Linked DNA regions of Homo sapiens: region 1 is linked to region 2. A link is a contact called in ENCODE Hi-C data. All regions are on one chromosome and are shown on one strand. Each heading gives the region's core, a stretch centred on a gene start or an enhancer-like site at or near the end of the contact. The rest is flanking DNA. Distances are from core to core; before and after follow the strand shown. Region 1 has its middle 23 kb from the start of ROS1. Region 2 has its middle 95 kb from the start of RFX6.

What was found. Hi-C counts contacts between places; a loop is a spot of excess contacts on that map. Pooled maps may share reads with other maps.
Region 1: a map of K562 shows a loop between it and region 2 (3-fold over the local background). The contact joins two enhancer-like sites. A Hi-C loop is called at or near these places in 1 of 168 maps with a recorded cell type or tissue (K562), 1 of 37 single-sample maps with no recorded cell type and 9 of 50 pooled maps.

The regions. Positions count from the first base shown.
Region 1 is chr6:117,445,998-117,452,640 of GRCh38, forward strand. No RefSeq gene overlaps it. Among named protein-coding and RNA genes, the nearest start is that of ROS1, 23 kb to the left of the region's middle. Within about 2 kb of position 2,879, at least 2 of the 41 ENCODE cell types and tissues checked have a DNase peak (open chromatin) inside an H3K27ac peak, as active enhancers do.
Region 2 is chr6:116,968,985-116,975,728 of GRCh38, forward strand. No RefSeq gene overlaps it. Among named protein-coding and RNA genes, the nearest start is that of RFX6, 95 kb to the left of the region's middle. Within about 2 kb of position 5,192, at least 2 of the 41 ENCODE cell types and tissues checked have a DNase peak (open chromatin) inside an H3K27ac peak, as active enhancers do.

The DNA of each region.
Region 1 (6,643 bases), core at 1,629-4,128, 470 kb after region 2:
AGGTTTCACTGCTGATTCCTTGAACAACAATTTTGGCTGATAGGTTCAACCATGTGAAATGGCCGATAGACCAACATCTTGACCTTAAAAAAAGTCAGTTTTAGGCTGTGTGCAATGGCTCATGCCTGTAATCCCAGCACTTTTGGAGGCAGAGGCAGGTGGATAACTTAAGCTGAGGAATTCGAGACCAGCTTGGGCAACATAGCAAGACCCTGTCTCTAGAAAAAACAGAAAACATTAGCAAGGCATGGTGGTGCATGCCTGTGGTCATAGCTACTTGGGAGGCTGAAACAGGAGGATTACTTGAGCCCAGGAAATCAAGGCTACAGTGAGCTGTGATCATCCCACTGTACTCCAGCCTGGGTGGCAGAGTGAGAGACCCTGTCTCAAAAAAAAAAAAAAAAGTTAATTTTATATGATCCAATTCAATAACCATTCAATACATATTTATCAAATAAATACATTAATAAACCATACATTGTGGTTTTAGGTGGTGTGTGTGTGTGTGTGTGTGTGTGTATAATCAGCTACTAATGTAAATTTTTACTTTTAAAAGAAACTCCTTAAGTTCTGCTAACTTTTTAAATGTATTTCATTGGGTTTCATAGATATTTCTCAAAGTTAAACACAACAACAAATTCCAAAAATGGTCCCTACTAGAAATACAAGTTTGGCAATTTCCCTCACCTCCTTTGATCTTAGGTTAATTTTCTATTCTCCTGAGTTTTCTTCATTCTTCTGTGAAATTAAATTCAGCCGCCTGTCGAGCTCTCTGGATCCCTTGCAGGTGAGTTCTGCATGACTTCCTTCTGACCTGTGGAAGGAGGAACAAGGAATATTTCCAAATTTTGCACTGCCACCCCCTTCCCTCCCTGAGCGTTAGGCTAGACAGTAGTGGCCAGAAGCCCTTCTTGCTTCTCTCCTCCTGAAATTGATTCAGCCATTTAAGACTATGACTGTTCTCCCACACAGAAACTCCTCTCCAGAAATGCTTGGCCCAAACTCCCCTAACATTTGTAACTTCGTATAACTCTTTTGGTTCAAGTGCAACAAAAAATGAGTGGTACGGTGATGCCAATTTTGAGGTATCATAGTTAAGCCATGCTAAGTCACTTTAAAAACATTCCATTTTATTCCTCCCACAAAGTCACCCCCTCAGAGACTCTGGATGAGGGGAATACTGAGGGAGGAAAACATCCAGAAGAACAGAAAAAGGCAGTGATGTGGGACTTGAAAAATACTGCACAGAATTCTGTCTTCACCCCAAAGGCTGATTATTATAAATTAAACAGTTTGCCCACCTCAAGCAAGCATTCAACAGGCACATCCTATGTGCCAGTACTGTGATAACCAGCACCTTAGAGGCACTGGCATCCTGGCTTATGAAGCCCAAGGAAGGTAAAGAAGAGATGATTTTCCAGGCATGGTGGCTCACGCCTGTAATCTCAGCACTTTGGAAGGCTAAGGCAGCAGGATCACTTGAGCCCAGTAGTTCAAAGCCAGCCTGGCCAACATGGCAAAACCTCATCTGAACAGAATATTTAAAAAACTAGTCTGTCATGGTGGGTGCATGCTTGTAGTCCTAGCTACTTGGGAAGCTTAGGTGGGAGGAACGTTTGAGTCCAAGAGGTTGAGACTGCAGTGAGCCATGATCGCACCACTGGACTCCAGTCTGGGTGACAGAGGGAGACCATGTATCAAAAAAATAAAAATAAAAAATTTAAATAAGAAGAGATGATTTGATGATACAGAGAAAAATAGGAATGATCTAAAAGAAAGCAACTGAAATGGCTTGCTGCTCAAACTTAAAGCCTTTGCTAAATGCCCATGCTTTGGAGCACTAGAGAATGCCTGCTTTAAATATAGGACAAGAGAGGTGCTGTGCATCATGAAATAAAATGATGCCTAACGGCTAACTGGAAGAAAACAAAGATGAAGGAAGAACAAGTGGTCTAAGAAGAAAGGAGCAAGTCCTTCAGAAAGAAGGTTCTTGAAAACATCACATCCTGTCCCTCATCCCACCTCAGGAGCTGCTTGCGATCCAGGACGCCTGAAACCCTGCCTTTCCAGGGAGATTAGGGTAGAAAGCTCTCCCAGTAACAATCTGCTGATTTGAATTTCTGATGAATAGCAGCTCTGTGGAATTTATCAACATAGCCAGACCAGAGCCACTCTCCAAGGGACAAAGAGCCAGCATCGCCTGAGAGGAGAAGCTTTCTCTCCTTCACCCAGACTCAGCACTTGGTCTGTACCTGGCAAAAACAGGAAACAACAGCAATAATAGGAAAAGGAGAGTGTGCACGCACAACAGTCACAGTAATCCTGCCTTGGAAGGCCAACCAGATCGCTCAAGATCCCCACTCCTTTAATCCTTAATGCTCAATTCAGTGAGCACAATTATGAAATCTGTTTTACAGACGAGGAAACTGACGCTTGATTGATTGAGCCAGAGGTAAAACCCAGATGTGTCTGACACTACATCTCCAAATCTCTATATAGCCAAACATTGCATCTGAAATTCATGGCTTCCTTACTCTCTTAAATCATTTCCAAGTTAATTGATTCTATAGTCTATAGACCTGAAAGTAATTAATCATGGAAATGTTGAGGAATAAACTAGTTTTTCATATACTGCCTTTCTACTCATCATCCCTTTTGCTGACAGTCTGCTGCAATGAAAACATGACACCAAGGATCTATTTACTTTATTTTTAAACAGCTTTATTGTGATATAATTCATATACCATACAGTTCACCTATTTAAAGCGTGCTATTCAGAGGCTTTTAGTATATTTACAGTTGTGCAACCAGCACTGCTATCGAATTCCAGAGCATTTTCATCACCCAAAAAAAAAGAAACCCCGACCCATTAACAGCCGCTCCTCATTCCCCCTCCCGACAGTCCCTGGTAACCACTAATCTACTTTGTCTTTACTGCCAACTCTGGACATTTCATATAAATGAATCATACAATATGTGGTCTTTTGTGTCTGGCTTCTTTACTTAGCACAATGTCTTCAGGGTTTATCCAGGTTGTAGCGTGTGTCAGTACTTCATTCCATTTTATTTCTGAATAATACTCTATTATATGAATATGCCACATTTTCTTCACCCACTTAGCAGTTGACAAACATTTGGATTGTTCTCACTTTTTGACTATAATAAATAATATTGCTAATAACATTAGATCCATTCACTTTTAATTCATCAGACTTTCCTTTTACCCTAAGGGTTACTGTGAGCTCCCATAAGTCTGTAACAAATTGCTAGAAGCAAAAAAGGCTAAAATCCCTGGGCAAAAGAGCCATATGTGTGTCATATGTAGAAACTCTGCCCAGTTTACCAACAACTTTCCCATTTTTAGCCTTAAAGTCCTGGGAAAACTTTGTCCCAGGAAAAATGGAACAGTTGATCATCCTAGACTGGAATTTAGCTCAGAAGACAATTCTAGAAAGTCTATTTCCTGGGATGTTTTTTGGTTTCTGGTAAAGGTATGGTTATATTTAAAGAAACTGACTTATGCAGTAACCATCATTTTCCATACTTTCATTTAACAGGAAACAATTATTTTTAATTTTTAGTGAACAATGCCTAACATTTTCATATATACTCATTTTAGAGTTACAATCGATGAGGCTATTTGCCTTGCATATTTTTTAAGTGGAATACTAGTTACATATTCAAAGGCCTTGTTGGGACCGGGCACAGTGCCTCACACCTGTAATTCCAACATTTGGGAGGCTGGGGTGGGTGGATCGCTTGAGCCCAAGAATTTCAGACCAGTCCAGCCAACACGGCAAAACCCCCATCTCTACAAAAAATACAAAAATTAGCTGGGGTTGTGGCACGGGCCTGTAGCCCCAGCTTCTTGGGAGGCTGAGATGACAGGATCACTTGAGCCCAGAAGGCAGAGTTTGCACTAAGCAGAGATGGCACCACTTCACTCCAGCCTGGGTGACGGAAGCAAGACCCTGTCTCAAAGAAAGAAAAAAAAAATGAAAAAAAGCCTTGCTAGAAGCTGAAAAACTTATGTCCACAGGGTGGCGGTGTAACACTCTACAAACTCGGAATTGAAGTAAAAGCTAAATTAACCAAACTTCATCTTTTATTTGAACTATGCGATTTTATGGGAAAATGGGTAAGACCAACCAACTACTTGTGAAACCAGTTGCTTTATTTTATATTGATAAACAGCCACTTATGGCTAACTATTGATATATCTGAACCACAGGGTAAAGACAAGAAATACAAATTGGATGCCTTTTTCGGAGCTTGTTTTTAAAAATGCTTTTGACAGAATTATAGAATCATAGAAACCTTAGAAATCACACAACTCAGTATTTTCAGACATTTTCTCACCAAAAAAAAACAAAAAAAAAAACACAGGTCATGTTTTCTAGTGCTATATATGCCTGTGACATTTAATAGAATGCAACTTCACCTCTTTCCCTTCACTTAAGAAAGAATATTGAAATTCACATGAGTGACTTTAAGGGGCATTATAAGGGTAATCTCAAATCTTTATTTTTAAATTAACTACTCCCTGGCTTCAATCCTTGATTTTTAGAAATAAATTACTTGTATATGGTTTCCGGTCAATCCCAACACATGAGTGTGTGAAAGTCCTTAAAGTGAGGAAGTATGATCGTAGCACAACCTCTCATCAAATGCTGGACCCACTCTGACAGCATCCTTAGCAGATATCTACCCTCAGGGAAATGGACACGAAAACAATGACCTTTAATGTGCATTGGCTCCATTAGCATAAACCCAGTGTTTGCAAGCCTGACATTTATTTTGCATATTTTTTTCTTCTAGATTCTTTTTTCCTTTCTTCTAGACTCCTTTTTCCCTCCTGGGGAAATGTATACCTTTTCTAGCAAACAGCAACAGACTTGGAATTTAGAAGTTATTTTAGTTTGTTCATGTGATTAAAGGTAAGGGAAAATGTATGCACCAGCCACTTACATGATTAAAAAACAACACTGAAATATCTGAGAAAAACAGCTTCTCTGTTATGGTTTGTAACTGGCACCCCAGGCCAGCTTTCACCTTCTGTTAATAATGAGGCACTATAGGCTCAACAGCTGAGCAAAGATAATTTAGCAAAAGAAAGATAAACACAAACTAAATTTGAACTCAGTGATATATATTTGTATTTTCTAACCTTTCTGTGTCAAATCATGATGTCCATGGAATAAAAAGCAATTTGATCTCTCAGGGCTATTTCTGCTGTTATCTGTTTTCTTCTAGGAGTCTTCAGTTCAATCTTAGTGGTGTTTCTTTCAGCCACGTTGATTCAGACATTTATGATGGCATTGCTGATATGCAAACATGTAGGCAAACATGTAGGCAATGAAAATCTAATCTAGGAGAGACTAAGATAGCACATGTTTAAATTATCTACCCTGTTCTATGAACTTTTGTTTTGACAATCTAAATGCCTACTTCTGTGACTCTTCTAAACAAAACTACTGGATAATAACAATTAGATTGATCTGAGTTGTTTTCATTTGTTTTTAATATTAACAAGTGCCCTCCAGGACTGCAATACTTTTGCTGCAGAGGATCTTTGAGGCATAAAATATATACCTAGGAGTGTGAAAACTCCCGTATTAGTCTGAGTTAAATAATCCTTTCTCTAAATAGTATTGCCTGATATGTGTGAAGTGATCCTTTGCTAATTAGTTAATACAATTACTCTCTTTTCCCACGAGGCCAGGGACTTCCCACTTGGAGAGTTTCTCAATAGATCCTGAAGTTTACATAACAACATCCTGTTTGGTAGAATAGGCGATACAAGCACTCTTCTGAGATGAACGATGCTTTTGAAAACTAAATCTTCAATGTTTCTTTTTGGGATGGTTGCTCAACTTTGTAACAGATTTCAAAGGCCCATGAAGGCAACTTGTCTGTTGTTGGTTGCTCCGGCATGCAAAACCAGCTTTCTGAGCTCATTAAGGTTTGTCCATAGGAACTTCCCCTGGAGCTGCCTATGCTGACGTCTGAAAATCTGAGTTACTATTTTTGAGGTCCTGAAGTTCAAACTAGAACTACCTGAGGGTGGTAATCATAATAGCTTCCACTTACTGAACTCCTTACTACCAAAGCTAGCTGTCTAATCCTTGTGGTTTTTATCCACAGGTGCAAATGAAGAAACAAACTGGAAAGCTCAGTGACCTACTCAGTGCAGAGCAAGGTTTGAACCTGGGCCTGATACTTACCTTGACCTTTTTCCACTGAACCATCCTGCTGTCCTGGGGCTCTTTACACAAGGGAGGACAGAGGCTTGTATGGGAAATACCTATATAGCTAACCCAAGAAGCAGTAAGGCAGTGACATGAGTCCTAATGCAAGTTAGAAAGCTGGACAGCTGTGGCCCCTGCCCTAGGACTACTGAGACAGAACACTTGACCTCCATCAAAGTGTCATCAGTGGTTTTTTATTATAGATATCTCTGACTCTTATCCTTTCCTAAACTTGCCTCATTTCAAGGCTTTTTCTGCTTTACTCATTTTTATGTTGTTTGGAATTTCCATATATCTATTACCTTTGTAATTTTTAAGGCAATGAAGATACTTTTTTTTTTTTTTGAGACAGTCTCACTCTGTCACCCAGGCTGGAGAGAAGTGATGCCATCTCA
Region 2 (6,744 bases), core at 3,942-6,441:
TCCCGTCTGAATCTCTGTCCTTAATCGAAAGTAGAATGGTTTCTACCTCACTGTTGGTCAGGCTTTGAGGAAACAGAAATGGAGAAGTGGGAAAAGCTATGGGAGAATTAAATAAGGGGAGAAAATTCAAAGGAATTTTCTAGCTCCGAAGAGAAATTTAGACCACAAAAAGGAGAATCTTGGATTCATGCCCCCTGGCTGCATATTATCAGAATAATCTTTGTATTACAGTGGGGTAAGAACGAAACAGGTCTGCTATAGATACTCACTTATCAATCAGGAGTCAGAGTCTATAAAATAGAGGTGAAGTAAGAAACAGGTTAATAAGAGAACAGTATATCTACAATCTGTCTGGTTCAAATAGCCTCATCCTCTTTTGAGAAGCCAAATCTACGCTCACTACTCCCCCTGCTGGATCTACAAGAGTAGATTCCCAGATTCATAAACTGCAAATCATTCATTTAACCTGCTCTCTATGAATTAAGCACTTGCACTGAAGTACGCAATGCCATTTTGATGGAATGGGGAGAACAAGGCCAACTCTTATATTTCTGACTGTTTATATTGCTAGATAAAAAAGAAAATCCAGCATAACTTATTTTCCATAGGAAAGAAAAATAAAAGCAAAAGGTCCCAGCTGTAGACACCTTGATAGCATTGATATGTAAGTATTCCTAGAAATAATGAATAAGTATTCTGCATGTACTACAGCAGCAAGACTTGCGCAACTTCTCCTCCCCTTTCTCTTTCTGTAAATCTCACAGCAAGGACAGTGAGTGCTTCCTTCTTTCTCATTGCAAATGGAAATGCTCTCGGCATGCTGGCTTCAATGGCAAGTATTGCATTATTTTAAAAACTTTCAGAGAAAAACAGTAAGAATGATTGAACAGCTCACCACGGGCAGGTAAAATCTATTAAAAGCATTTTTATTCTTTATTTCTAAAATAGTTTGTCATAAACATCCCTCCTTAATTCCTCTTTCCATCTTAATCAGGAAGCTTTTATCATGGGATCATTTTAAAAATTTTATTGTGGATAATTTCAAACCTATACAAAAGTGAAAAAGATAGTACCACCCTCCACACACTCATCCACCCAGCTTCAACAGTTATTGACACAGGTCCAATCCTCAGTGTCTAACTTTCTCCTGTAGCATTATTTTCAAGTATATATCACACATATTATTTCATTAATAAATGTTCTAGTATGTATTCTAAAACATACTAGACTATTATTCATTAATTATATACAGATTAATATATATTTATATATACTGTTATTATATATTTATATATTTATATTAATATATAATATATATTTTATATTAATATATTATATTAATTAATATATAATATCTATTATATATAGTTCACTATATAGAATGAACATAACTATAATATTATTACTAGACTTAAAATTAACATTTCTTAATATAGAATATCCAGTAAGTGTTCAAATTCTAATGCCCTATGAATCATTGATTTTTCATAATTTGTTTGAATTAATTTCAAAGTAAGGTTCACAAATTGTGCCTCATTGATATGTATTTTAAGACATTTTAATCTACACATTTCTTCTCCAACTCTCTTTTCTTTGCAATTATTTTTGAGGAAGCCAGATTGTTTGTCCCATAGAATTTCCTTCTTCTGGATTTTACTGATTGCACCTCTGTATATTTTAATAAGTTTTTTTTTGTCCTCTGTATATTGGTATTTGAGCCTAGAGGCTTGCCAAATAGGTTGAATTTTTTAAGCAAGATTACTTTATAGGTAGTGGTGTGTTCGTCTATCAAGAGGTATCAAGAGTCTGATGATTACTCCTTTGTCCTGTTAGCAGCTGTTGATGCTCAATGCCTAAACAATTAATTCATTCATTGTGGGTTGGAAGATAATGATAGTAATGATATGCTAATTCAATAATTTCTTATGTACTTAATAACTGGACTATTCTACAGAAAAATACTTATGTTTGGTTACCCAGTGATATAGTTTGTGTAGGAAAGACAAGTTACTAATTTTTACCTTCTATTTACTAATTATCAAAATAATGAGGTGGTTCCCTAAAACCCTCCAAAAGTGACTAATTAATTTTGTTTCTAATCATGTGTCTTTAAATGACCTTTAAGGTCAGTTTTGGAATAGTTGGGTTTTGACACAATTCACAGGTTTCTACCAATTAATTATAAATTTGCTTTTCCATTATTCTTATTCCATTTTTTTCCCTTTTTTACAGTGATATGTATTTTCAACCTTTCATTTGGATAGGTATCTTTTTTCCTTCAGTGGGAAGTTACCTGTTCCTTCTCCCAAAGCCTTAAATATTTATTTCTATTTTTTCTCTCTCTCACCCAGTCTCAAACATAAACCTACTCATTCATGCATTCATTCATTTATTTGTTCATCCATTAAACAATGCCTGTGAGTGCTAACTATGTGCCAGGCATTGTCCTGAAACAGACAAAAATTCCTTTATTATTAAAATTATATTGCAATGGGGAGGACAGGAAACATACACAAGATAAAAAAGACCTCCCACTCCTGTTTTTAATGCCATCCTCCCATTTTTGTTCCCCTTTCTTCCCAACAGCATTGTCATCAGTTTTAAAGCCTTCTGAATTATAATAATGAATGAAGCTATTTTTTTTTGTTTGGAAGTTGGCAAGAAGTTGAGATGCAGGGGAATTGGAAGGAAAAGTTTTTTGTTTTTTTTTCTGCAGTTGTGAATGTATAATACTGTGTTTCTTTATGTCGGTATGTTTATACCTAGTTGTGCCTATGTAATAACTTGGCCAATGGCTAATCAGGGAGTTTGGGGGGTCAGAAGCCAGGTCCCTGAAAATGGTATTGCAGAACAGAAAGAGACCGGTGATCACTGGTGTGCTAGATACTCTGGGGACTGGGATACAATTTTTTTGGTATTGTTAATACTTTGTTTCTCTGCCTAAACTAGCATTTCTTAAAATGATGCATATTTGAATTTCCAGGAAAGCATAAGAACTACTAATGCCCAGGACGTAGATGAATACATCAGAGTTTCTGGGGGATGGGAATGGAGACTGTTCTAAAAGGTCCCCAGGTGATTCTAATGTGTAACCAGAAATGAAAATGTGAGGCTAAACTTTCTGTTAAGTAATGACCAAATAAAGCAAGTTCTTCAATACTGTCATTAGAGGGCAGCACTGCCCCAAAAATTCAAAAATCTGACCTGTCATCCATGTCTCATTGCACTAGTTTGATAGACATTTTTTTGCATTTTAAATTAAATATCCTACTTTTATAAAACTGTACTTGGGTTCCAGAATTATCTAAGCTTTAATTGTACTTTATAATTCTATTAATTTTAAAGTAATAAAAATTTAAACTTTTAAAGTAGTTCTGATTATAACAGCAATTTCAACAAATTCAGGTCATTTCAAACTACATTAAAATTTATTTCAGTATTTATTTTAACTGATACATATCATTGCACATATTTATGGAGTACAGTATGATGTTTTGATACATGTATATATTGTGTAATGGTCAAATCAGGGTTTTCAGCATACTCATATATTTATCATTTTTGTGTGGTTAGAATATTTGAATTCATCTCTTATAGCTATTTTGAAATACAAAATATTTAACTACATTATTTTAAGCCAACATTATTTGAAACTACAGACGAACAACTCCAAAAACATTACCATAATAAATAACATTTCATTTTTGATGAAAATTGGGAGAAATATTTCAAGATTTGGCAAATAGTATTAATTTTTTAAAAAATAACATGAGTTGTCAGCATGATTGATTTCCAATCCTAGAGGTTCAAAGTGTACAAAGTTGGACAAGATCAGGAAATAATAGAAAGGAATGTATTTCATAAGCCTGTGTCAGTGTCTGAGAATAATTTGAAGATGTTTGCTGTACTGATTAGATTCGGCAGATGGGAGAATTCTTGAGTCAATAACCCAGCCTGATTTTATACAAAGATTCTCACTTCCTGAAAACTTATGAAAGGACATTATATATTTTTAAAGGCTTTACCTCCAGTCTGCATTATATATGAGTGGGGTTCCTATCATAAGATGGCAGAGAATGTAGTTGATCTAATAAAGATTAGGTTGAAAAAGTGATTATTCCCTAAACCTTTTCAGGGTGGAGAGAGTATGGGTGTCAACTTGGTGGAGTGCTGTTTGAGAAGTAGCATTAGGTTTACTTAAACATGGATTTTATGGCACCATATGGATCAAATCTTTCTTCCGTCTACTTTCACTTGTTGTCAATACATACGTTTAAAAAGTAAGAACTCTTCTAAGAACTGAAAAGTCCCACAACAGAAGTCTATTTATCAAGGGCCTCATTTTACAATGAAACTTATCTGTCTCGTTGTTCTGAGTACTGTAAAAATCTAGTTATTTAAAGAATCAATGCAGCAAACCCAGAAATAGTAACTTTTTTATATTCATATATGTATAGTCATTTGGATATAGAAACCAACTTTATACACACACGTAAACATACACACATACCCTCACCAATGGACTTTGGGCTTTAATAACATGATGTTTCTATTAAAATTTAAGTTCCATCCACACACTATGCCAAAAAGTCTCATTAATGTAAAAATGATCATTCAACAACATAGCCTCAAAATTCACAAACACTGCAGCTTTTTACTCCAGAGGTCCTTATATAGATGGGCAAGACTTCTCTTCACTGCAGATATTCCACTGCATCCTTGTAAGACTTGAACTAGACATATATAAGATTATAAACTAGTTATACCCACATTTATGTAGTAGAAATTTGTTTAAAGCACAGTGAGAAAGGCAGCAAAGACCAAAGACACCTCCCCTCTTATAAATAATATTTCTCTTCTTAGGTAAAATAGATTTGTACCTGATCTTTCTAGCGAAAATACTTTTCATCTCTAAAGATGCCAAACTGCCTGTGTTGTGCTCATTCTTCAGCGTGTATGAATGAAAACAAGATAAAACATGGTGTTAACAGATAGCAGAAGAGCCTTGCTCGTAATGGTGCAAGGACAATGAGCATTCCTAATCCCATGCTTGGAACACTCTGCTGCCCCCACATCTGCTGGTCTCCTTTCCTATAGTCATGGGAGCTATTTGGCCATTTTGCTTAAGCGCACACAAGTCAACTGATTCCCCAGTCCCTTTGCCACAGGCCTGCAAGCGTAGGATGGAAAACAATTTCAACATTCGCTGCTTGGACTGCCGCCCTTAGAAGCACATTTGTTGTTCATACATGGTCTTTTGGCTGCCTTCTTTCCCAGCCATCTGTTAAAGGAGACATTGTGCCTGCTCTGATGGGATGGTGCCACTATTTCTAAGAGACTCACAAAGTGTATGTGTCTTAACTACCTGGGCTTTACAAATTTCAAAGCACATTTACTGATTGGTATTGAATTTTAAAAGCAATGCATAATATTTGTTGGTTTGAAAAAATCATTATTAAAGACTATTTCTTAAAGCAGTTTTAGGTTAGCAGTAAATTGTGAGGAAGGTTCCCAGATATGCCAAATATCCCTTCCCCTACACATACATTTTAAAACTCTGTAGAGCTGAGAAATAAGTAAGGGCTACATTCTGTGTCCAGATAACTTGTGAAATTCCCAAAAGAACTATCCAGATCTCCTTTTAGTGGGGGCAGACAATGATATTGAATGCTGCTTTTTCCATGATTGAATGCAGGATATAAATACAGCTGTATGCATCACTGCTTTCTCCTTTCATGTGACCAGCTCTGAGAAAACAGTGACTATACACCTGTTATCCTCTTATCCTCAGGGCTACACATGTCTCATCAATTCACAGAGCTCGTTTATACACTCGGAATAGTTGATTTGTGTATCATTGATTATGCTTCAGTCCATGAGAGCCAAATTTTCATTGGCAAGCCATATTAGCACTGAGAGTTCATGTATGTGGTAATAGATTTGCTCTATGACATTCCCAAGGACTGGGATTGCCTTTCCAAAGACGGTTGGGTTGAGCTTTTTGTAGCTTTCAGCTTGTACATTTTTGAAGTTTGCCATTTCCCTTTTCAAGTTTCCGATGTGCTTTTCCCCAGATTCCTAAGCATTCCCAGGCAGAGTCTGAGCCTGTCCCCAGGTCTCTGTCAGGTTTCATCTTTCCACTGGATAGGTCATCATGTTTTGCAGCCAGCTTGTGTATCCTTCTGCACTTGGCTGATGACCATTTCACATATTGACATCTGGATCGGAAAGCAAAGCTAATTTGGGAAGCAAGACTAACAAAGCCAGCCAAATACCACCTGAATGAACTCTAGCACTGACTCAAACAATAAAAATTGTTATTGTGTGTGATTACCACCAAATTTTATCATTTCTAAGTCTTGTTCCTCCAAAATTCCAGTTAAAGTAATAATTTCTTAACTGAGACTAACACATTAAAAGAATAATCTAAAACCATGTATTTTTTTGGTAAAGGATTACCAAATTTATAGTATTGTGTTCATGCTCAGGACTAGATGATTATTATTTATCTTATATAGAAAGTAGAATCTATCATCTTTTTAACAAACAGATGTGGTAGGTGATGAAGATACATTATCTCACTTCATCCAGGGGGATTTTGTTCAGGTGATGGGTAGCTGTAAGTGAAGTGGTTGCATATTGTGTGAAGAGCAGTCCTCATGCAGAGTGCCAGGCTAGGCAGGGAAGATCTAGAAGAGGAGTAACTGGGTGGAAAGGGCAAACAGCAGAGGGAAGTTCTCATGA